Linked DNA regions of Homo sapiens: region 2 is linked to region 1. A link is an interaction called in ENCODE POLR2A ChIA-PET data of the cell type or tissue named here. Cell type or tissue: endothelial cell of umbilical vein. All regions are shown on one strand. Links, peaks and the distances in the headings refer to the core of each region. The heading gives the core; the rest is flanking DNA.

Evidence for each region. ChIA-PET counts read pairs that join two places held together with the same protein. Peaks named below come from ENCODE experiments on the same cell type or tissue, not always from the same donor. Only the 100,000 strongest peaks of a DNase experiment are listed, where the experiment ranks them.
Region 2: POLR2A ChIA-PET joins it to region 1 with 7 read pairs; 2 of 35 experiments call an interaction of 5 or more read pairs at or near these places.

What each region holds. Positions count from the first base shown.
Region 1 is chr17:64,999,679-65,011,201 of GRCh38, reverse strand. GNA13 (G protein subunit alpha 13) reads left to right here. Exons shown (of 4, transcript NM_006572.6): 4 at 1-1,913. Among named protein-coding and RNA genes, the nearest start is that of GNA13, 51 kb to the left of the region's middle. In endothelial cell of umbilical vein, for the core only: no CTCF peak of the experiment used is centred there; no DNase peak of the experiment used is centred there.
Region 2 is chr17:64,724,147-64,735,669 of GRCh38, reverse strand. No RefSeq gene overlaps it. Among named protein-coding and RNA genes, the nearest start is that of MIR6080, 51 kb to the left of the region's middle. In endothelial cell of umbilical vein, for the core only: no CTCF peak of the experiment used is centred there; a DNase peak (open chromatin) is centred at 5,479; H3K27ac peaks cover 2,741 bases.

The sequences.
Region 1 (11,523 bases), core at 3,903-7,902:
AGGAAATAAGATCGCCTTAATACCAGAAATGATTAGAAGTGCTGATTTAGATTCAACAAATACCATATGTCCTTATCATTTTTTGTAAGAAGAAATTGGTTAAGTCCTAACTTTCAATGTGTACCCAAATACTTGTATTTATGCTTTTGATAAAATGTATTTTCAGCATTAATACACATCCGATTATGCCTTATTTATATATGAAGAATAAAGTTACCATGTTACACTGTTATGTCCTAAAATTCAAATCACTATTTGAGAAACCCTCAAATTGGTGCTTTCATTATATAATGATACATTTAGACAAAACCCCAAACTAAGCCATTTGAAACAAGATTCTCTCCATTGCAGTTTGTAGCAATGTTATTTCTGTGTATGTCATGAGAAGGCTAAATATCAGTGTTAATTTCTTGTTTGAATCCGTGAAATCATGCCTGTAAAGCCCAAACATTTGTAACAAACTCCCTAATAAATTTAGAGAAAGTCACTCTGTTACCATTTCATTTATTTTAGTTTTATTTGAGAAATTAAGACCAGAAGTTTTGCTCATGTCTTTTTCACTTGGAAATCTGACTTAGTACCTAGTTAATTTGTCTCTCTCCCATCATTTTAAGGCGTTCGCTTCTGTTAATCACAGATGATCTGTCCTTGTGTTGTGCTGCTTGACTAAAAGCACTGTTTTGTTTTGTTTTGTTTTGTTTTTTAATGATAGGATACAGGGTGGCTTTTCAGTCTAGTAAACATGAGGAGGGGAGAGATTGTGGGTGGGTGTGGGTGTGTCCGCATGTCCCAAATACAGCACATGCCCATTTTTTTATGGTACGAGGTTAGGGCTTATTAATAAATGTATACTAGATCTTGAAGTGTAAGTCTAAGTCTGAACATTTTAAACAAGTTGGACTTTATGGCTTTTTCAAGTTCCATCAAGTAGATACTAGTCTTAGGCTGGTAGGTGATTAACAACATCATTTGGAGTACAGTGTTTGTACCACTAGCATTCTTATGTCTGTACTTGAACGTGTAGTTAGCATTTAAGTTATGTTCACTCTTGTAGCATTCAGGTCTTACCATCTGGTTTCAAATGCGAGAGCTTATATGAACATTGTTTTGAAAGCATGAATGATATGGCAATATTTTATGTCTTGATAAGGAGAGTTTTGTGACATATACAAATCTGCTGTTGATGATGAAAGTTTACAGGTGGATCAGAGTATGCTGGAACTCAGTGTGCATAAAATTTCAGTCAGTGAATATCACTGAACGTCATATACTACTTGGTATGTGACTTTGGTTTGTGTTAAGAAAGCTTGTATATAATATTTTTTGCCATAGTAAGTGAGAAATTGTCCTTAATCATGCCTGTTTGATGGTACTAGGAAAGAAAGGGGTAGAGATTAATTCTTGCACAGTATAAGCAACAGTGCAACAAACTATGCCATTTACCTTTTACCTCTTACTTGAAGGCAGAATCGCAAAACGTTTGAAATGGCTTTTCTAAACTACTCTACTCTGGTGAGAGCTCATTTACCACAAGAAGCCTTATAAAAAAGTATATTTTGTAATAACCCCGTAGATACTGTACCTAACAAAACATGACTCGTATTAGCTCTATAAAATATTTGTGGCTTAGGATTTTTTTTTTACATATATCTTTTTATAACTTTCCAGGAACTAAGCACATTATCTGATAATTGTTGTAAATTTTTTTGTCAGTGCTTTAGTTCAGGATGGGCAATAAATTATTTCTAAAGGAGGTCTAAAAGTGGAAAGAATGGTTTGATTTTATAAAATGAGTTGCTAGTTCATTACAGCTTTTTACTTTTGTACATATTTTGCAAAACATTTGCCTCTTGCTATTAATATTTGCTTTGTAAAAATTACTGACATTTAATAAACATTTGTAAACAATTCAATACTATGATGTTATTTAACAGTTTGGTAATTGTAAAATGTAAAGCAGATACTAAAAGTTTGAAAGCAAAAGTTTCATCTAGGGCCTGAGTTAAGGCACAAATCTACTTCAGCAGAATCCCAATGCCACTTGGCTTGAATATTAGTCTAGAAACTTCTTACTAGAAATGGAGATGTGGACTTCTTCCAAGGAAGTTCTCAGACACTTAATATGTTTTGACAAGGGAATAGGGGAAGAGAAACCACTTGTTTTCTCTGCTCCTCTTATGGCCACTGAAACTGTATTAGGGTGTACCTGAGCTCAGTTCATCCAGCTGCGACAATATTAATAATTCTGTTACGTCTGTTGTAATTAATGTTTGGAGACAAACCAACATTGACCACTCATCTTTTTTAAAAAAATAAACTTCATGTTAGATTATGATTTACAGAAAAATTTCAAGACAGTACAGAGTTCCCCTATACTCCACACCCCTTATAATAGTTCCCGTAGTTACCGCCTTGCATTACTTTGGTACATTTGTCATAATTAATGAACCAATACTGATAACATTATTCACTAAAGCCCATGCTTTGTTCTTGTTTCCTTAGTTTTCCCCTAATGCCTTACTTGTGTTCCAGGATCCATCCAGCACACGACATTACATTCGCTCGTCATGTCTCCTTCAGCTCTTCTTGGTAGTTAACAGACTCCTGTTTATCTCAGACTTTGTTTTTGATTACTTTGGCAGGTGTTTTTTGTTTGTTTTTTCTTTTTGAGACAGGGTCTCACTCCTTTGTCACCCAGGCTGGAGTGCAGTGGCCCGATCTCAGCTCACTGCAACCCCCACCTCCCAGGTTCAAGTGATTCTCCTGCCTCAGCCACCCAAGTAGCTGGGATTACAGGTGCGTGCCACCACACCCAGCTACTTTTTGTATTTTTAGTAGAGACAGAGTTTCGCCATGTTGCCCAGGCTGGTCTGGAACTCCTGAGCTCAAGCGATTTGCCTGCTTCGGTCTCCCAAATTGCTGGGATTAGAGGCTTGAGGACTTTGGCAGTTTTGAGGAGTACTGGTCAGGTATTTTGTAGAATGCCCATCTGTTGAAATTTGGTGTTTTTCACATGATTAGACTGGGTTATGGGTCTGGGAACCAGAGAGAGAAAGTATCATTATCAAATCGTGTCAAGCACACCTTCTGTGGTTACTACTCATCTTTTCCCTTTACGCTTTCCTGCTAAGTTAGCAGTTGTCAAATCACTTGGCATCTTTATGCCTTTTCTTACCTGGCATGTATTGAAAGCTATGGCTGGGCGTGGTGGCTCACGCTTGTAATCCCAGCACTTTGGGAGGCCAAGGCTGGCGGATCACTTGAGCTCACGAGTTTGAAACCAGCCTGGGCAACATGGTGAAATCCCGTCTTTACAAAAATTAGGTGGGCATGGTGGCATGGGCCTGTAGTCCCCCAGCTACTCGGGAGGCCGTGGAAGTTGCAGTGAGCCAAGATCGCGCCACTGCACTCCAGCCCGGGTGATAGATCCAGACCTTGTCTCTAAGTAAATAGATAGACAGACAGATAGATAAAGCTGTGCTTGTACTGTTCTTCCCCTAAACAGAATGAAGGGCTTTCTCTTGGTGTTGCAAAGCAGGTGTGAGGAAATGGCTGGAGGTAATGGCTGGCTGTGCTCCTAGCTGCTCTGGTTCCAACCTCTCTGGCAAATAAAAATTCTTCTCCAGGTTCTCACCTCTAACATGAAATGTTACTGTTGATCTCAAGAGAAACTGGGTTAGAAAATTTGGACTTTGAGTCTAACTCTTAACATCTAAAAATCTGTGACTTTGGAAACAGGTCTTTCTGGGAGAGATTTAAGATCTTTAAAAATTGAAACTAGACTCACTTGAGCATTTGAATCCCCAAACAAACCAAGAGGTCATTTAAAAAACAAAAACACCTTTTTTATGCTGTTGTTGGAACAAGGGAATATTTATCTGTGTAAAAAGAAACAATACAAACTATTGTGTAGCAAAGTGGGCACAATCCTGGTTAATTGGCACTGTGGGATGTCATGTCAGTACAGGATGCTCTCCCAAAATGACCTGTTTCATTGCCCACAGAGTGGGTTGTTGAAAACGAAAAGGGAGACTTTTTGGTCCTGAGAATATAGGAAACTCAAGGTTTACAGGTTAAACTAGAGGTCTGTTTTGGTGACTTGGGAAATTTGGCAAATCCTCAAAAAGCAGATGGCCCAGGGCAGTGTTTTAAAATACATGCTATAGGCCAGGCGTGGTGGTTCCCGCCTGTAATCCCAGCACTTTGGGAGGCTAAGGTGGGCGGATCACTTGAGGTCAGGAGTTTAAGACCAGCCTAGCCAACATGGTAAAACCACGTCTCTACTAAAAATACAAAAATTAGCCAGACCTGTGGCGGGCGCCTGTACTGAGAATTGCTTGTATCTGGGAAGCAGAGGTTGCAATGAGCCAAGATCGCACCACTGCACTCCAGCCTGGGTGACAAAGCGAAACTCCATCTCAAAAAAATTTAAAATAAAAATAAAGGCCTGGAGTGGTGGCTCACACCTGTAATCCCAGCACTTTGGGAGGCCTAGGCTGGCGGATCACCTGATGTCAGGAATTCGAGACCAGCCTGGCTAACACAGTGAAACCCTATCTCTACTAAAAATACAAAAACTAGCCGGGTGTGGTGGCACGTGCCTGTAGTCCCAGCAACTCAGGAGGCTGAAGCAGGAGAATCACTTTAACCCGGGATGGGGAGGTTGCAGTGAGCCAAGATTTTGCCACTGCACTCCAGCCTGGGCAACAGAGCGAGACTCCGGCTCTAAATAAATAAGTAAATAAATAAAAGTACATGTAATTTTTCGTCAGAAATTAGTGGGGCCTCTGAAATACGGTATTGTGGTTGGCATAAGGGGTATCCACGAAAATGCTGTGCAAGAATATTTCACAGTGTTCCTTTTTCTTTGAAGTACACCAAGAAAACAAAAGGCTCAAACAAGTATGGGATACAAATTAGCCATTCAAGGAGGCTGTGTTCAGCTTATCTGTTTGCCACAAGAATACTGAGGGAAGTTGTGTCCAGAATTAACATTTATACTGAGTGGAGGAGTATGTTGCTTTTTCTTTTCCCCATGAAGGTTCATGGTAGGAAAACAGAAGCTATCATGTCTTTTTTAAAGTCGATGATTCTTCCGTAATGACCTAGACTGCCGCTTTAGACACGCTTGATTTTCTGCCCCTGCCAACTGCTGAAGGGGAGACAGAACATAAGATGAACTGAAGGCTAAGCACTGCTGACCTTGGGGGGAGAAAAAGTTGTTTCGTTTTACTTTCACATTATTCTACGTGGAAAATCCCCAGTTCTTGTAAGCTTTGTAGGATTTAACTAGCTGATTTTACCATCAGACTTAGTTGAAATTTTGTTCTGAAAACAATGAACCTCCCTGGGTGCTGGTGGCTCACACCTGTAATTCCAGCACTTTGGGAGGCCGAGGCGGGTGGATCACCTGAGGTCAGGAGTTCGAGACCAGCCTGGCCAACATGGTGAAACCCCGTCTCTACTAAAAATACAAAAATTAGCTAGGCGTGGTGGCACACGCCTGTAGTCCCAGCTACTCGGGAAGCTGAGGCAGGAGAATCGCTTGAGCCTGGGAGGCAGAGGCTGCAGCGAGCTGAGATTGCCACTGCACTCCAGCCTGAGCGACAGAGCAAGACTCAATCTTGAAAGAAATAAAGGAAAAATGAACCTCACAGCACCCACAGCTTGGCTCTGTTAATGAAATTACAGATCAAGGCTAATTTTCTGCAGGCAATCCTTGCATTTGTAGCAGGTTATAGTCTGGGGGAAGATGCCATACATCGCTATAAAAGGGGAATATATTCTAGATGAAGAGCCGGATGCCCAACTTAATGGAAATAAGAAGCGTTAATCCAACACGGGAATACCGGATATTATTCCTTTCTGTAGTGCGTGAGACAGAAGAGTATTCCAACTCCCTGCATGGCATCCACACCATTCAGGACCCAGCATCAACCTTTTTCTTTCTTTTTTGAGACGGAGTCTCGCTCTGTCACTAAGCTGGAGTGCAGTGGCTCGGTCTTGGCTCACTGCAATCTCCGCCTCCCGGGTTCAGGCGAGTCTCTCACCCCAGCCTCCCCACTAGCTGGGATTACAGGCGCGCGCCACCATGCCTGGCTAATTTTTGTATTTTTAGTAAAGACAGGGTTTCGCCATGTTGGCCAGGCTGGTCTCGAACTCCTGACCTTGTGATCCGCCCACCTCGGCCTCCCACAGTGCTGAGATTACAGGGGTGAGCCACCATGCCCAGCTGCATCAACCTTTTTCTAACCGGCCTTCCCTTCCAGCTTCCTCCACTCTAGCTAAACTAGATGGCTTCTTTGCCCCACACCTCTTCTCTCTGGTTCTGTTGTTCACACGGCAAATCCTACTCATCCTTCAAGACCCAGTTCAAAGGAGGACATCCCAATTGCTATGCATCCTGGGCTAGAAGCAGTTCTTTCTCTGAGTACTTATCCCATGTTATTGCTTTTTCAGGGCACTTAAATCACTCTACATTACTATTATTATTATTATTACTATTATTTATTGAGATAGGGTCTCACTCTGCCACCCAGGCTGGAGTGCAGTGACACAATCATAGCTCACTTTTGCTTTGACCTCCCAGGCTTAAGTGATCCTCCCACCTCAGCCTCTCAAGTAGCTGGGACCACAGTTACGCACCACCACATCTGGCTAATTTTTTTTTTTTTTTTTTTTTTTTGGTAGAGATGAGGTCTCACTATATTACCCAGGCTGGTCTCTAACTCCTGAGCTCAAACAATCTGCCCACCTCAGCCTCCCGAAGTGCTGGGATTGTAGGCATGACCCACCTCGCCTGACCTCTGTACCTTATCTTGAAGCTATTATTGTTCATAGATTCTTAGCTCCTCCACTCCACTGTGCTGTGAACTCGACATTGTTACACAGATGCTCCTGTTAAGCTCTTAGAGTGCCCATCGGACTCAATCTAATTCAAATCTCAATCAAATTGTGATGAGAATCTGACTGTGGAGGAGTGGAGAGAATGCCACCCTGCCAGTATGGAGACTGGCTCTCCAGTTTTATAGCATATGAATTATATCTCAATAAGGCTGTTCAAAGAATTTGAGACTTCAGTCACTCCACAAAGTTAGCAAAGAGATTAAAAGTAAATATAGCAAAATGTTAGCTTTTCTGAGTGATGGGAATCACAAAGTATTTTGTCCTCTTTACACTTTTCTCTTTTCCAAATTTTCTACGAAGAGGATTGGTCACTTTTATATGAAGAAAAAACTTAATAAACATTTAGAGGCAGAAGATCAGCCCTGCATTTGCCCTGCACAGAGTACACCTCCCCTTGCTTGCTTTACAAGAGTTCACCTACTGCATTGATCTCGGTCATCACATGTGTAACTATTTGTCTTCCAGTCTGACTTCTAGATTAGACTGTAAGCTCCCGGAAGTCAGAGATCACTGTATTTGTCTCATTTGCCTCTGAATCCTCAGTCTAGTAGCTTGATGGGTATATATAAGTGCTCAAAAAATGTTTGTAGAATTTAACTGAATTTGTTAAATGTCTACTATGTCACCCGTGTGCTGGACACTTTGGGTGATAAGAAAATGATCCACTTATGGAGTTGAATTTAAGATGCTTCCAGTCCAGCAGGGGAGAAGACACAGGTGCATAAGTACTTAAGTCAAGACGCCATTCGAGGGGACTAGATACAATGCTCCAAGCCTTCAGAGAAAGGCAATTCCTTCCATCTACGTGCAATCAGGGACACTTTTTTCTTTTTCTTTTTTTTTTTTTTTTTTTTGAGATGGAGTTTCACTCTGTCACCCAGGCTGGAGTGCAGTGGCGCAATCTTGGCTCACTGCAACCTCCGCCTCCTGGGTTCAAACGATTCTCCTGCCTCAGCCTCCCGAGTAGCTGGGATTACAGGCACCCGCTACCACACCCAGCTAATTTTTTGTATTTTTAGTAGACACAGGGTTTCACCATGTTGGCCAGGCTGGTCTTGAACTCCTGACCTTAGGAGATCCACCCACCTCAGCCCCACAAAGTGTTAGGATTACAAGCATGAGCCACTGTGCCCAGCCTTTTTTTTTTTTTCTTCTTTTTTTTTGAGGCACAGTCTCGCTCTGTCACCCAGGGTGGATTGCAGAAGCAGGATCACAATTCGCTGCAGTCTTGACCTCCTGGGCTCAAGTGATGTTCCTGCCTCAGCCTCCCAAGTAGCTAGGACCACAGGTGCGTGCCACTGTGCCCAATTATTATTATTATTTTTTTTTTGTAGAGTCAGGGTCTCACTGTGTTGCCCAGCCTGGCAGGGATACTTTTGTGGAAGAGAAGGTGTTTGGGCTGGGGCTTTAAAGATGTCTTAAATTTACCTAGACCTAACACGCAGGAAAGGCTGCATGCCAGATGGTGGAACATTGTGTCAGTAAGAAAGCCGGGAGTTCTTTCATTATCTAGCTTTGATCGAGCACCTTTCACTGATAGCCTTCTGTAAGGTGATGAGGGTAAGGAGGAGAAACAGTTCCCTGATCCCCACCCCCAAAAGTTCACTGTTTAGTAAGGGGAACAAAAATATGAAAGACTATGATAAAAGATGAGTCAGACACAGGTATGGAAGGGAGTCCTAGACAGAGGGTACCGCATGTGCGAAGGCACTGAGGTGTGTGGGGCTTACAAGTTGGGTAGCAGCAAGAACCCTAACCAGTTGGAAGATAGAAAGGTGGTGGATGAGTAGCAAGAGGTAAAGCTGAGTAAATGAGCAGTGAACATGTCATGGAGGTCCTCACGTGCCAGATCAACACCGTTGGCTTTTATCCCATGGGCATGAAAAACCAGTAAGCATTATAAGAAGTGGAATGGGGCCGAGTGCAATGGCTCACGTCTGTCATCCCAGCACTTTGGGAGGCCAAGGCAGGCAGATCACTTGAGGTCAGGAGTTCAAGACCAGCCTGGCCAACACAGTGAAACCCCATCTCTACTAAAAATACAAAAATTAGCCAGGCATGGTGGCGCATGCCTGTAATCCCAGCTACTTGGGAGGCTGGGGTGAGAGAATCACTTGAACCTGAGAGGCGGAGGTTGCAGTGAGCTGAAATCACGCCACTGCACTCCAGCCTGGGCATCAGAGCAAGACTCTGTCAAAAAAAAAAAAAAAAATTAGCCGGGCATGGCACACTCCTGTAATCCCAGCTACTAAGGAGGCTGAGGCAGGAGAATCGTTTGAACCTGGGAGGTGGTTGCAATGAGCTGAGTTCGCACCACGACACTCCAGACTAGGTGACAGAGTAAGACTCCATCTCAAAAAAAAAAAGAAAAAGAAAAAGAAAAACAAGAGGCAGAACGACATGACCTCAGCGGTATTACAGTAATCCCAGTGAGGGTGACAACTGGCCGGAGGCAAGAACTGAAGTGAGGGCTGCTGAGGTACAGGAAAAGCAAGATACCTGAGCTTATACATTAGCAATGGAATTGGAAGGAGGTGAATGAAAAGGATACTTCAGGCAGAAAACTGGACAGAGCACTTGGAAGCAGCAGGTGGAGGGAAGAGGGTGAAACCCAGCAGGCTGCCCAGGTTTCTGGTGGAGCAACTGGATGGAGCCATTCCTGAAATAGGACGTCTGGGGGAAGAAACAGACTTGGGTGGGCCAGGTAGGCTCTGAGGGACATGCTGAGTCTGAGGTCCCTTTGGGGCATCTAACTGCAGCTGGATCTACAGGTCTCAAGCTCAGTGGAGAGGTCTGATTGATAAAAGTGCAGAATGTAAGCTACAAGCACAGTGGCTGAAGCTGTGGGTTGTAGGGAGATGGTTCTAGGGCAGTGGTCCCCAACCTTTTTGGCACCAGGGACCGGTTTTGTGGAAGACAATTTTTCCACGGACCAAGTGGGGATAGTGGGTTTGGGATGATTAAAGCATGTTACATTTATTGTGCACTTTATTTCTATTATTATTGCACTGTAATATATAATGAAATAATTATACAACTCACCATAATGTAGAATCAGTGGGAGCAGTGAGTTTGTTTTCCTGCAACTAGATAGTCCCATCTGGGGTTGATGGGAGACAGTGACGGATCATCGAGCATTAGATTCTAATATGGAGTGCTCAATCTCGATTCCTCAAATGCACAGTTCACAATAGGGTTTGCGCTCCTATGAAAATCTAATGCCACCGCTGATCTGACAGGAGGCGGAGCTCACGGTAATGCGAGCAATGGGGAGCGCCTGTAAATTCAGAGGAAGCTTCCCTCATTCACCCACTGCTCACCTCCTGCTTGTGTGGCCCAGTTCCTAACAAACCATGGACCAATACTGGTCTGTGGCCCAGAGGTTGGGGACCCCTGTCCTAGGGGACTGACTGCCTAGAGTCAGGAGAGAAGTGGGCTAGCAGGAAACCTTGGCTTCAAGAGGAGGACAGAGAACTGTCCAAGTAGGAGCATCAGAAAGGCGTGTGCTCTCGGAGGGAGGGGTATCAAGGAAGCCAAGGAGGAAATCGAGGAAGAGAGAGAGACAGAGACAGAGAAATAAAGCAAGTGGTAAGATATTAATTGTCCATTATTCTGTTCTTAGGTGTTCCTGATTCTCTTCTTTCAAATTTTGTGTATGTTTGAAACTTCTCATCATAAAAAGTCAGAAAGAATAAAGAGATCATACCCTCATTGGGGAAATGTTGTAAACATAATCAGTTTCAAAGCCTGGGCTTGAGTAGGGTCCACACCAGAAGGCAAGAAGGACTGAGTTATGCTGGATCCATGACATCAAGATCTTTCATCTCAGCCAGAAGCCCCTCGTGGCCTCATTATAATGAAGCCCTGCGGGGCAGCGCTTTCTTGCCAGCCTTACTGTGCTCCATTTCTTTAATGGCCTTTTTGCTCAACAATACAAGAGATCCAAACTGCTATTCCAGCATAAGACATAACTCACTACATTTTCTCACTCAAGCTTTCAACTCTAACTAATGGATTTTCTTTTCTTTTTTTCTTTTTTTTGAGATGGAGTTTCACTCTTGTTGCCCAGGCTGCAGTGCAGTGGCATGATCTCAGCTCACTGCAACCTCTGCCTCTCGGGTTCAAGTGATTCTCCTGCCTTGGCCTCCCAAGTAGCTGGGATTACAGGTGCCCACCACCATGCCCAGCTAAATTTTTGTTTGTTTTGAGATGGAGTCTCGCTCTGTCACCCAGGCTGGAGTGCAGTGGCGCAATCTCAGCTCACTGCAGCTTCCGCCTCCCGGGTTCAAGCGGTTCTCCTGCCTTGGCCTCCTGAGTAGCTGGGATTACAGGCGTGTGCCACCACGCCCAGCTAATTTTTGTATTTTTAGTAGAGATGAAGTTTCATTATGTTGGCCAGACTGGACCATGTTGGCCAGGCTGGTAATTCCTCTATTTTTAGTAGAGACGGGGTTTTGCCGTGTTGGCCAGGCTGGTAATTTCTCTATTTTTAGTAGAGATGGGGTTTTGCCATGTTGGCCAGGCTGGTCTCGAACTCCTGACCTCAGGTGATCCACCAGCCTCAGCCACCCGAAGTGCTGGGATTACAGGCATGAGCCACCGTGCCCGCTAATGGAT
Region 2 (11,523 bases), core at 3,947-7,946, 280 kb after region 1:
ATCAGACTCCTTGTTTCTGAAAGGAGTGAGAGAAACTGCATGAAGGGGCTGGGTGTGGTGGCTCACGCCTGTAATTCCAGCACTTTGGGAGGCCGAGGTGGGTATACCACTTGAGGTCAGGAATTCGAGACCAGCCTGGTCTACATGGCAAAACCCCATCTCTACTAAGAATATAAAAATTAGCCATGTATGGTGGTGTGGGACTGTAACCCTAGCTACTCAGGAGGCTGAAGCATGAGAATCACTTGAATCCAGGAGGCAGAGGTTGCAGTGAGCCAAGATCGTGCCACTGCACTTCAGCCTGGGCAACAGTGTGAGACTGTGTCTCAAAAAAAAAGAAAAAAGAAAGAAAGAAAAAAAAAGAAACCGCATGAAGGATTCTGTCTGTTCCCCAGTAGCCCTAGGAAATCAGACTTGAGCTTGAGCCCTGGCAACTTCTGAACTGTTCAGTGAGGATTATTTGGGGCTGGAGACATCTTGAATGACAGCTAACAACCATAATAGTGAGCACTTACTGAGCAATTACTATATGCAAGGCACTGTACCAAATATGCCTCATGCATACTCAAACCTCTCAGGATAGCCTCATTACAACCCTATAAAGTGAGTAGTATTTAGAAGTCGTTTTTAAGCCGGGCGAGGTGGCTCACGTGTGTAATCCCAGCACTTTGGGAGGCTGAGGTGGGTGGATCGCCTGAGGTCAGGAGTTCTAGACCAGCCTGGCCAACATAGTAAAACTCTGTCTCTACAAAAAATACAAAAAATTAGCTGGGCGTGGTGGCGGGCTCCTGTAATCCCAGCTACTAGGGAGCCGAGGCAGGAGAATCACTTGAATCTGGGAGGCAGAGGTTGCAGTGAGCTGAGACCGTGCCATTGCACTCCAGCCTGGGCAACAAGAGCGAAACTCCATCTCAAAAAAAAAAGTTCTTTTCACAGAGGAGAAAACTGAGGCACAATGAGGTCAAATGATTTGCCAAGGTGTAACCAGTTTGTCTAATTTCACCTTCTCCCAAGGACCAAGGTGGATGGTGTCCCGGGCTTGTGCTTTGCAGTGGCTCCTGGACAAAGGCTTTTGTTGTTGTTGTTGTTGTTGTTGTTGTTGTTGTTGTTGTTGTTTTTAGACAGAGTCTCCCTCTGTCGCCCAGGCTGGAGTGCAGTGGCGTGATCTTGGCTCACTGCAACCTCCGCCTCCCAGGTTCAAGCAATTCTCCTGCCTCAGCCTCCCAAGTAGCTGGGATTACAGGCGCCCGCCACCTTGCCTGGCCAGTTTTTGTATTTTTAGTAGACACGGGGTTTCACCATATTGGCCAGGCTGGTCTCCAACTCCTGACCTTGTGATCCGCCCACCTCAGCCTCCCAAAGTGCTGGGATTACAGGCGTGAGCCACCAAGCCCGGCCGGCCAAGGGCTTTTGACAGCTGACAAGTGGGCCCACAGAAGCGGACTCCCCAGGAACACCCTGGAGGGTGCTGGAGGAGCGCAAACTGATTGCATCTGGCAAAGGGACAACATCCTTTTCTGTAAGTTTGGGGACAGCAAGAGGTGAGTTTAGGGTAGGAAGCTGAGGTCTCTAAAAGGTGCTGGCCAGGACACGGGCCTCAGGGCTCTCTCCAGAATGAATCAGCTCCCTGCTGTCTGCTGCCGATTTATTTATTTATGAGGCAAAGTCTCGCTCTGTAGCCCAGGCTGGAGTGCAGTGGCATAATCTTGGCTCACTGCAACCTCCGCCTCCCAGATTCAAGCAATTCTCCTGCCTCAGCCTCTGAGTAGCTGGGATTACAGGCATGAGCCACCACACCAGGCTAATTGTTGTATTTTTAGTAGAGACAGGGTCTGGCCCTGTTGGCCAGGCTGGTCTCAAACTCCTGACCTCAAGTGATCTGCCTGCCTCGGCCTCCCAAAGTGCTGGGATTACAGGCATGAGCCACTGTGCCTGGCCTTATTTATTTACTTATTTATTTATTTTTGAGGCAGGGTCTCACTCTGTCACCCAGGCTGAAGTGCAATGGCGCCATCACAGCTCACTGCAACCTTTGCCTCCTGGGCTCAAGTGATCCTCCTGCCTCAGCCTCCCATATAGCTGGGACTACAGGCGTGTGCCACCATGCTCAGCTAATTTTTAATTTTTTTTTTTTTTGCAGATATTGGGTCTCACTATATTGTCCAGGGGATCCACCTGCCTCAGCCTCCCAAACTGCTGGGATTACAGGTGTGAGCCACCATGCCTGCCTGGCCTAGAGGAAAGTCTTTTTTTCCTAAAACTTTTTTTTTTTTTTTTGAGACAGAGTCTCACTCTGTCACCCAGGCTGGAGTGCAGTGACATGATCTTGACTCACTGCAACCTCTGCCTCCCGAGTTCAAGTGATCCTCCTACCTCAGCCTCCCAAGTAGCTGGGACTACAGGCTAACTTTAGATACCCAGTAGAAGAGATAAGGCTGGAGTCCAAATGACCAGTAGGAATGGTGGACGTTGATTGAGAGATTTTTGGCACTGCGGCTGGGCCCGATACTCAGTAACTCTAATAGGCCAACCATGACCCCTTAAGGAGGAACTGTTGTTTCCATTTTATACCTGGGGAAACTGAGGCTCATAGAAGTTAAGAAAGTTGCTCCAGATCCCACAGCAAGCCGTTGTCTCTTCCTAGCCAAGGGAGACATTACACGAAGCACAAACAAGCCCTCTGGGTGGACATGGTGACATTTGGTACATGTGCAGTCTCAGTCTCGTTCAAGAGCCTGAAATGAGTCATCTACAAATCAAAGAACCAGCCTCTCCGGACACACGATGAGGCCGGTTTGTACATTAGGAGGAGCTGGACCCAGATAATGTGGTTCCAAGCAGAGAAGATGGCCTTATTCCAACCGCGTCCCCTCTGCAAGCCCTTGGGAGCTGGCCAGGCCCAGTGACCCGTGGAAGAGGGGATGCTGTGCCCTAGTGTCCAAGCAGCACGGCTTGGCTCAGTCCACTGGGCTTCTTCCAGCTCACAAACCTGTTTGTTTTTACCCTTCAATGTGAACCAGATGTGGGCACCTCGCTCTCCAGGAGGTCCCTCGCCCATACACCCCCCAGCAGGCATCATTGGCAGCTGCAGCTGATGGACCAGCCTCCTCCCTGCTCTCCGGCCTCTCTCACCCCTACGCCCCCTCCCTCACTGCACCTCCTGCACCTTCCCTTCCCCCAGCATGATTTGAAACAGGAAATGACACTGGACAGATCTCAAAAGTCCATATGTCCTGGACACTCTCTCTAGGAATTTCCTGGGCCTCCAGCTTGCTCTATGTGTCATGTCCTTCCCACTTACAGTATCTGGGGGGAAAGAAGTGCTAAAGGAAAATGAGAGTGAGCGTCCCTCGTCCCCAGTGCTATCTTATCCCATTGTGATCTTTGGCAAGTGATTTATCTATGTCTGCATGGACTCGTGAATGCAATAGGTTATAATCCATGACTCTCACTATTCACTGTAATAATTAAATTATTCCCAGTCCGGGTGTAGTGGCTCATGTATGTAATCCCAGCACTTTGGGAGGCTGAGGCGGGTGGATCACTTGAGGTCAGGAGTTCGAGACCAGCCTGGCTAACATGGTGAGACCCCATCTCTACTAAAAATACAAAAATTAACCAGGTGTGGTGGCACACACCTGTAGTCCCAGCTACTTGGGAGGCTGAGGCACAAGAATTGCTTGAACCTGGGAAGCGGAGGTTGCAGTGAGCTAAGATCGTGCCACTGCACTCCAGCCTGGGTGACAGAGTGAGACTCTGTATCAAAAAAAAAAAAAAAATTCCCAGTTTGGCCAGTGGGAGCCCACTCAAGCTCGCAGCTGTGCCCTTTTCCTTTTGCAGTGACCCACCATTCTTTGAGCTTTCTAGTACAAGCTGTTCCAGGAGCATCTGTATTTTTTTTTTTTTTTTTTTTTTGGTCTCAGCCCTGGAATCAGTCTGTTCTCTGAAGATCCTGGTTCTCTTTTTTTGAAAATGGTATTTAGAAGTCAAGATCTGGATGCTACATGTGCTCACTGCTACTAGGATGAGGCTGTTCCGTGTCCCTCTCAGTGGATACAGCTAGGGAATGTGGATGTGTACACATACATGCACACGCACATATACAGTCAAATCTGTATTCGTTTCTTTATTATTTTAAGAAATTGTGGGCTGGGCATAGTGGGTCACACCTGTAATCCCAGCACTTTGGGAGGCTGAGTTGGGCGGATCACCTGAGGTCAGGAGTTCGAGACCAGCCTAGCCAATATGGTGAAACCCATCTCTACCCAAAATACAAAAATTAGCCGAGTGTGATGGTGGGTGCCTGTAATCCCAGCTACTCAGCAGGCCGAGGCAGGAGAATTGCTTGAACTCAGGAGATGTAGGTTGCAGTGAGCTGAGATCGCACCATTGTGCTCCAGCCTGGGTGACAAAGTGAGACTCCGTTTCAAAAAAAAAAAAAGTGTGGTAAAATACATATAACATAAAATTTGCCATCTTAACTATTTTTATTATTATTTATCTTTTTTTTTTTTTTGAGACAGAGTCTCACTCTGTCACCAGGGCTGGAGCACAGTAGTGCAATCTCAGCTTGTGGCAACCTCCACCTCCCAGGCTCAAGCAATCCTCCCACCTCAGCCTCCCAAGTAGCTAGGACTACAGACACATGCTACCATGCTTGGGTAGTTTTTGCATTTTCTGTAGAGATGAGGTTTCACCATGTCGGCCAGGCTGGTCTTGAACTACTGACCTCAGGTGATCCACCTGTCTCAGCCTCCTAAAGTGCTGGGATTATGGGTATGAGCCTCCACACCCTGCCCCATAATTTTTATTTTTATTTTATTATTTATTATTTATTGTTTATTATTATTATTATTATTATTTTGAGACGGAGTCTCACTCTGTCCCCCAGGCTGGAGTTCAGTGGCATAATCTCGGCTCACTGCAAACTCCGTCTCCAACCTCCATCTCCCAGGTTCAAGTAATTCTCCTGCCTCAGCCTCCTGAGTAGCTGGGATTACATGTGCACGCCACTACGTCTGGCTAACTTTTGTATTTGTAGTAGAGATGGGGTTTCACCATGCTGGCCAGGCTGGTCTCAGACTCCTGACCTCAAATGACCCACCCATCTCGGCCTCCCAAAGTGCTGGGATTACAGGTGTGAGCCACCTTGCCTGGTCTAGATCCATGATTTTTCAACTGGACTAAACACTTTCTTCAGGTCTCAGCAGTTGTCTTACTAATGGCCTCTTTCCCTTCCTGGACCTAATCCAGGACACCATGGTGCGTTGAGTGTCCATGTCTCCTTAGTCTCCGCTGACTGGTGACAGTTTCTGGTCTTCTCATGATTAGACTGGGACTGCAGAATTTTGGGAAGAACACCTAAGAGATGAAGTGCCCTCATCCTATCACATCCGGGATGTGTGATATCAACATATATGAGTCATGTTGGAAAGATGGACAAATGGGGATTCCAAAGCTGTTCATCACAGTCAGCGAATGGTAGAGGAAGGATTTGAACTGGGGCCACTCTGAGATGTGTGCTCATTTCCTTAGTTTGAGAAAAAGAACTGTCTGGTGAGGAAAACAAGGAAAGACCTCCGGTATTGAAGCAATGGTGGGAGGTAGAAGTCTGCACCCAGATGAGGTCCTTCAGGCGGGGTGGATTTGCCACCTGTGGCCTCTTTCCCAGGACCTTGTCCAGCCTTGTCCTAGCTTCCCTCTGGTGCAAGTGGCACTATCTTTTGTCCATTACATGGGATTGTCCGGTCTTTGTGCCACTAGTGCAAGGATGAAAATAATCCAATAATCCATCAAAAATGCATGTTTCATGAGAATTCAAGTTATACAAGAGTCGTACTATGCCAGCCAGCAGTCATAGGTCATCTGTACCCTCCTCCCTGTCCTCCCTGCAACCCCGCCTTCAGAGTTCTTACCGGCTCTCCCAGTGGGATGTCAGCAGAGGAGGCCGTCCACATGGAATTGGCTTATGGCTGTTGGTGGCACTGGCTTTCCTTTACCTGCTGTGGACACCTTTGTCTCGTAGTCATCAGGAAAATCACTGTCACTGCATCAGAAACGCTGGAACATCCTGAAGTTTCAAAGCAGAAATTCCAAACCATGTCCTCTGGGCAGTATTCAACTAGCATATGTGTTTCGTTTGGCCCTCACTTAATTTAAAAAACTTAAAATTAGTCCGCAACGTGAAAAAATCAGAAGCTCATCATAAAAGACTGGATTTTGGCTTCTTTTGAAAAATCAGATGTGGTAATAGATGGCCCACATTCCTGCCTGGTGGCATGAGGGCAAGCGGAGTGGCAGCTGCCCCGGTGGCTCGGGCACATGTCCCCACTCCACCCCTGTCCTCTCCACTCTCCACGAATCACCACCCCCAACCTCATTCATTGGTGGTGTCTGCCTGGCCTCTGAAGGCATTTGAGTCCACAGCCCTTGCATGAGATTCTTGCAGTTCATTCATTCACTCAGCAAACGCTTACTGCGCTTCTACCCAGGCCAAGTTCTGTGAGAGGCTCCCGCATCAACAAAGGATACATTGGTGATTCTAGAGCCACACACTAGGTCCTTGATTAACGTAAATCTTGCTGATGTGGGAGCGTGGATGATGGGTCCGCAGCTCAGCCTGGAGGGAGTCAGGGGAGGCATCCCAGAGACACACACCCCTGGGAATTTGGTTGCCATTTAAATTCTTCTTTTTTTTCTTGAGACAGAGACTCACTCTGTTGCCCAGGCTGGGGTGCAATGGAGCGATCTTGGCTCACTGCAAGCTCCGTCTCCCTGGCTCAAGGGATTCTCCTGCCTCAGCCTCCTGAGTAGCTGGGACTACAGATGCGTGCCACCACACCTGGCTAGTTTTTTGGTAGAGATGGGGTTTTGCCATATTGCCCAGGCTGGTCTCGAACTCCTAATCTCAGGTGATCCACCTGCCTTGGTTTCCCAAAGTGCTGGGATTACAGGCATGAGCCATCATGCCCAGCCTGCCGCCTAAATTCAAGTGAGGTATAAAGAGGACCCTGACCTCGGGCTGAGCCATCTGTCCCTCTGGACTTGTCCTGGAGTTTGCTCTCCAATGCCTCATCTCTGTGCTAATTTTGATGGCCTCTTCACAGAGCAGGACTTTCTGTGTTTATCCAGGGAATGTAGAAAACACAGTGCAGGACACTCTGCTGTGGTGCGAGGCAACATCAGGGCTAGAAATATCTATCACGGGCAGGATGGAGGCCCCATTCTTTGGAGCTTGTGTGTATGTTAGCAGGCAACATGAGAAAGGGCCAAAGCCTTGGAGTCAGGTAGACTTGGTTTAAATCCTGGTTTTGCCGCTTACCAGCTATGTGACTGGGTGGTGATTACACTCTCTCAGTGTTTCCTTGACTATAAAGTGGGGATATAGTGTTTATTCCTAAGGTGACTGTCTGTCTGGTTTGTTTTTGTTTTTATTTTTTGAGACAGAATCTCACTCTGTCGCCCAGGCTGGAGTGCAGTGACGCAATGTTGGCTCACTGCAGCCTTGACCTCCCAGGCTCAAGCAATCCTCCCAGCTCAGCTTCCCGAGTAGCTGAGACTACAGGCACACACCATCATTATTATTTTTTTTCCTGTAGAAATGAGGTCTCACTATGGCCCAGGCTGGTCTCGAACCCCTGGACTCAAGCCATCCGCCTACCTTGGCCTCCCAAAGTGCTCGGATTATAGGTGTGAGCCACCGCACCCGGCCAGTTACTGTGTGTAAAGTCCCAAAAGCAGTGTTGGGAACATAATAGATACACATGAAAGAGACACTCATCTTTTTCTTTTGGCATGTAATTCTATGAAAAAAAAATTTTTGAGACAGGCTGGAGAGAAGTGGCACAATCATAGCTCACTGTAACCTCAAACTCATGGTCTCAAGTGATCCTTTCACTTTGGCCTCTTAAAGTGCTGGGATTACAGGCCACTGAGCCTGGACAAGTTTTATGAAATTTTATCATATGCATAGATTCAAGTGACCATCCCCACAATGAGAACACAGAAGTATTCCATCACCACTAAGAAATTTCTTCCTGGGGCTGGGCATGGTGCCTCATGCCTATAATCCTAGAACTCTGGGAGGCTGAAGCAGGTGGATCACTTGAGCTCCGAAGTTTGAGACCAGCCTGATCTCATCTCAACATGATGAAACTCCATCTCTACAAAAAATACAAAAATAGCTGAGCCCAGTGGCACGCTCCTGCAGTCCCAACTGTGAGGGAGGCTGATGTGGGAGGACTGCTTGAGCCTGGGAAGCGGAGGTCTCAGTGAGCTGAGATCGTGCCACTGGACTTCAGCCTGAGTGACAGAGCAAGACTCTGTCTCAAAAAAAAAAAAAAAGAAAAGATAAAATTTCTTCCTGTTACCCCTCAGTCACATCCTTCCTCCTACCATAACCCCTGGAACTGCTGATCTATTCTCCAACTCTATGATTTTGTCACTTCAAGAATGTTATATAAAGCCAGGTACAGTGACTCATGCCTGTAATCCCAGCACTTTGGGAGGCCGAGGCAGGCAGATCACTTGAGGTCAAGAGTTCGAGACCAGCCTAGCCAACATGTTGAAACCTTCTCTCTACTAAAAATACAAAAATTAGCCGGGCATGGTGGTGCACACCTGTAATCCCAGCTACTCAGGAGGCCAGAGCATGAGAATCACTTGAACCAGGGAGGCAGAGGTTGCAATGAGCTGAGATCGTGCCACTGTACTCCAGCCTGGGCTACAGAGCGAGACTCCATCTCAAAAAAAAAAACAAAAAACAAAAGAATGTTGGCCGGGCACATTGGCTCATGCCTGTAATCCCAGCACTTTGGGAGGCTGAGGGGGCAGATCACGAGGCCATGAGATCGAGACCATCCTGGCCAACATGGTAAAACCCTATCTCTACTAAAAATACAAAAATTAGCTGGGCGTGGTGGTGTGCACCTGTAGTCCCAGCTACTCGGGAGGCTGAGACAGGAGAATCGCTTGAACCTGGGAGGTGGAGGTTGCAGTGAGCCAAGATCAGGCCACTGCACTCCAGCCTGGGCGACAGAGCAAGACTCCATCTCAAAAAAAAAAAAAAGAAAGAATGTTAAATAAATGGAATCAGACTGGCCTTTTGAGATTGGCTTTTTCCACTCAGCAAAAAGCCCTGAGACCCATCCACATTGTTGCATGGATCAATTGCTCATTACCTTTTACTGCTGAGTTACTTCACTGAATGGATAGACCATCATGTGTTTATCTGTTTACTTGTTGAGGGACATTTGGCTTGTTTCTAATTTTTGGCTTGTGATGGTTAATTTTATGTGTCAACTTCACTGGGCTATGGGGTGGCCTGACAGTTGATCAAACAGTATTCTGGGTGTTTCTGTGAGGGTGATTTTGGGTGAGTTTAACATCTAAGTCAATAGACTGAATAAAGCCGACTGCCCTCCCTAAGATGGGTGGGCCTCATCCAATCAGTTGAAGGCCTGAATAGAACAAATAGACTATCTTTCCTGAATAACAAAGAATTCCTCCTGCCTGACTGCCTTTGAGCTGAGACATCAGTTTTTTTCCTGCCTTTGGACTGGAACCGAAACATCTGCGCTTCCTGGGTATCCAGCCTGCTGGCCTTGGCACTGGAACACCACCGTCGATCCTCCTTGGTCTTCAGCTTGGCTGACTGCACATCTTAGGATTTGTCAACCTCCATAATCACATGAGCCAATTCTTTGTAATAAATGTATATATTATATATATATGATTTATTATATACATATCATTTATCTATATAGATCAATATATATCATTTCTTATACATATGTCTTTTTATTTTTTTGAGGCAGGGTCTTGCTCTGTCACCAAGGCTTGAGTACAATGGTGTGATCATGGCTCACTGCAGCCTCAACCTCCTGGGCTCAAGCAATGCTCCCACCTCAGTCTCCTGAGTAGCTGCTGGACATTTTTTTTTTTTTTTTTTTGAGATAGGGTCTCACTTTGTCACTCAGGCTGGAGTGCAGTGGCCTGATCTTGGCTCACTGCAACCTCCACCTCCCCAGTTCAAGAAATTCTCCAGCTTTAGCCTCCTGAGTAGCTGGGACCACACGCATGTGCCACCATGCCTGGCTAATTTTTGTATTTTTTGTAGAGATGGAGTTTCACCATGTTGCCCAGGCTGGTCTTGATCTCCTGAGCTCAAGGTGATCTGCTGCCTCAGCCCCCTAAAGTGCTAGGATTACAGGCATGAGCCACCATGCCTGGCTCACACCTGGCTAATTTAAAAAAATGTTTTTTGTAGAGACGGGGTCTCACTATGTTGCTCAGGTGGTCTCAAACTCCTGGGTTCAAGTGATCCTCCTGCCTCGGCCTCCCAAAGTATTGAGTTTACAGGTGTGAGCCACCATGCCTGGCCATGATTTATTTTATATATAATATATATATTATATTACATACATTATATATATTATATTACATATATTATATATAATATATTACATACATTTTATATAATATATTATATTACATATATTATATATAATATATTACATACATTTTATATATAATATATATTATATTACATGTAATATATGTAATATAATATATTACATATAATATATATATAGTTGGTTCTATTTCTTTGGAGAACTCTGAGAGATATCTGTATGTGTGTACATATATATATAGCTTCTTATATATTTCATTTATATATATGATTTATTATGTATATATCTCTCTTCTATTGGTCCTATTTCTTTGGAGAATCCTGACTGATACACGACTATTACAAATAAAGCTGTTATAATTATTTGTGTACAATATTTTATATGAACATAAATTTTCATTTCTCTGGGATAAATACCCAGGAGAGTGATTGCTGGTTCTTGTGGTAAGTGTACGTTTAACTTTATAAGAAACTGCCAAACTGTTTTCTAGAATGGCAGTACCATTTTGCATCTACTCCTCATTTTAATTATTTTGTTCTATGAGTTAAATGTGTTAACTTCAGCATGGGCTGACATTTGAAGGCTGGTCATGCAGGGATCTTTGCTTACTTGAATTATAATCACCACTGCGACACACATCCTTGTTTTAACTTTCACATATGTAAGCCAAGCACAAAGGTCTGAAGGTTTAGAGATTTGAAATAACAAACCTGGCTGCCTCAGATTTTCTTGGCTGGCACCAGGCCTTGCCAGGCCTTTGAATCAGCTGGGTGCAGGGAAGGGTCACCAGGAAACTCAGGCTGCCTGGACCGACAGGAAGCGTGGGACGAAGCTTACTCCGGGTCTGGCTCGTGGTCAGCCTGGCTGGGGCCTGAGGCTTCCAGGCCGGCACAGTGTGCATGGTCAGGAAACAGCCTGGACTCTTGAAATCACCCCACCCCTGAAAAATGAATTCATAAACAGAGACGCTCCAAGCTCCTTTCTTTGAGAAGTAGCATCTTTTAGCCTGGAATAAAATCAACTTGCAGAGCTGCTATGGTTCCGTGTTCCTCGGGCTCTGCGCACCTCTGCATCAGTGGCAAGTGGCTTTGGGACTTGTTTTCCTGGAGAA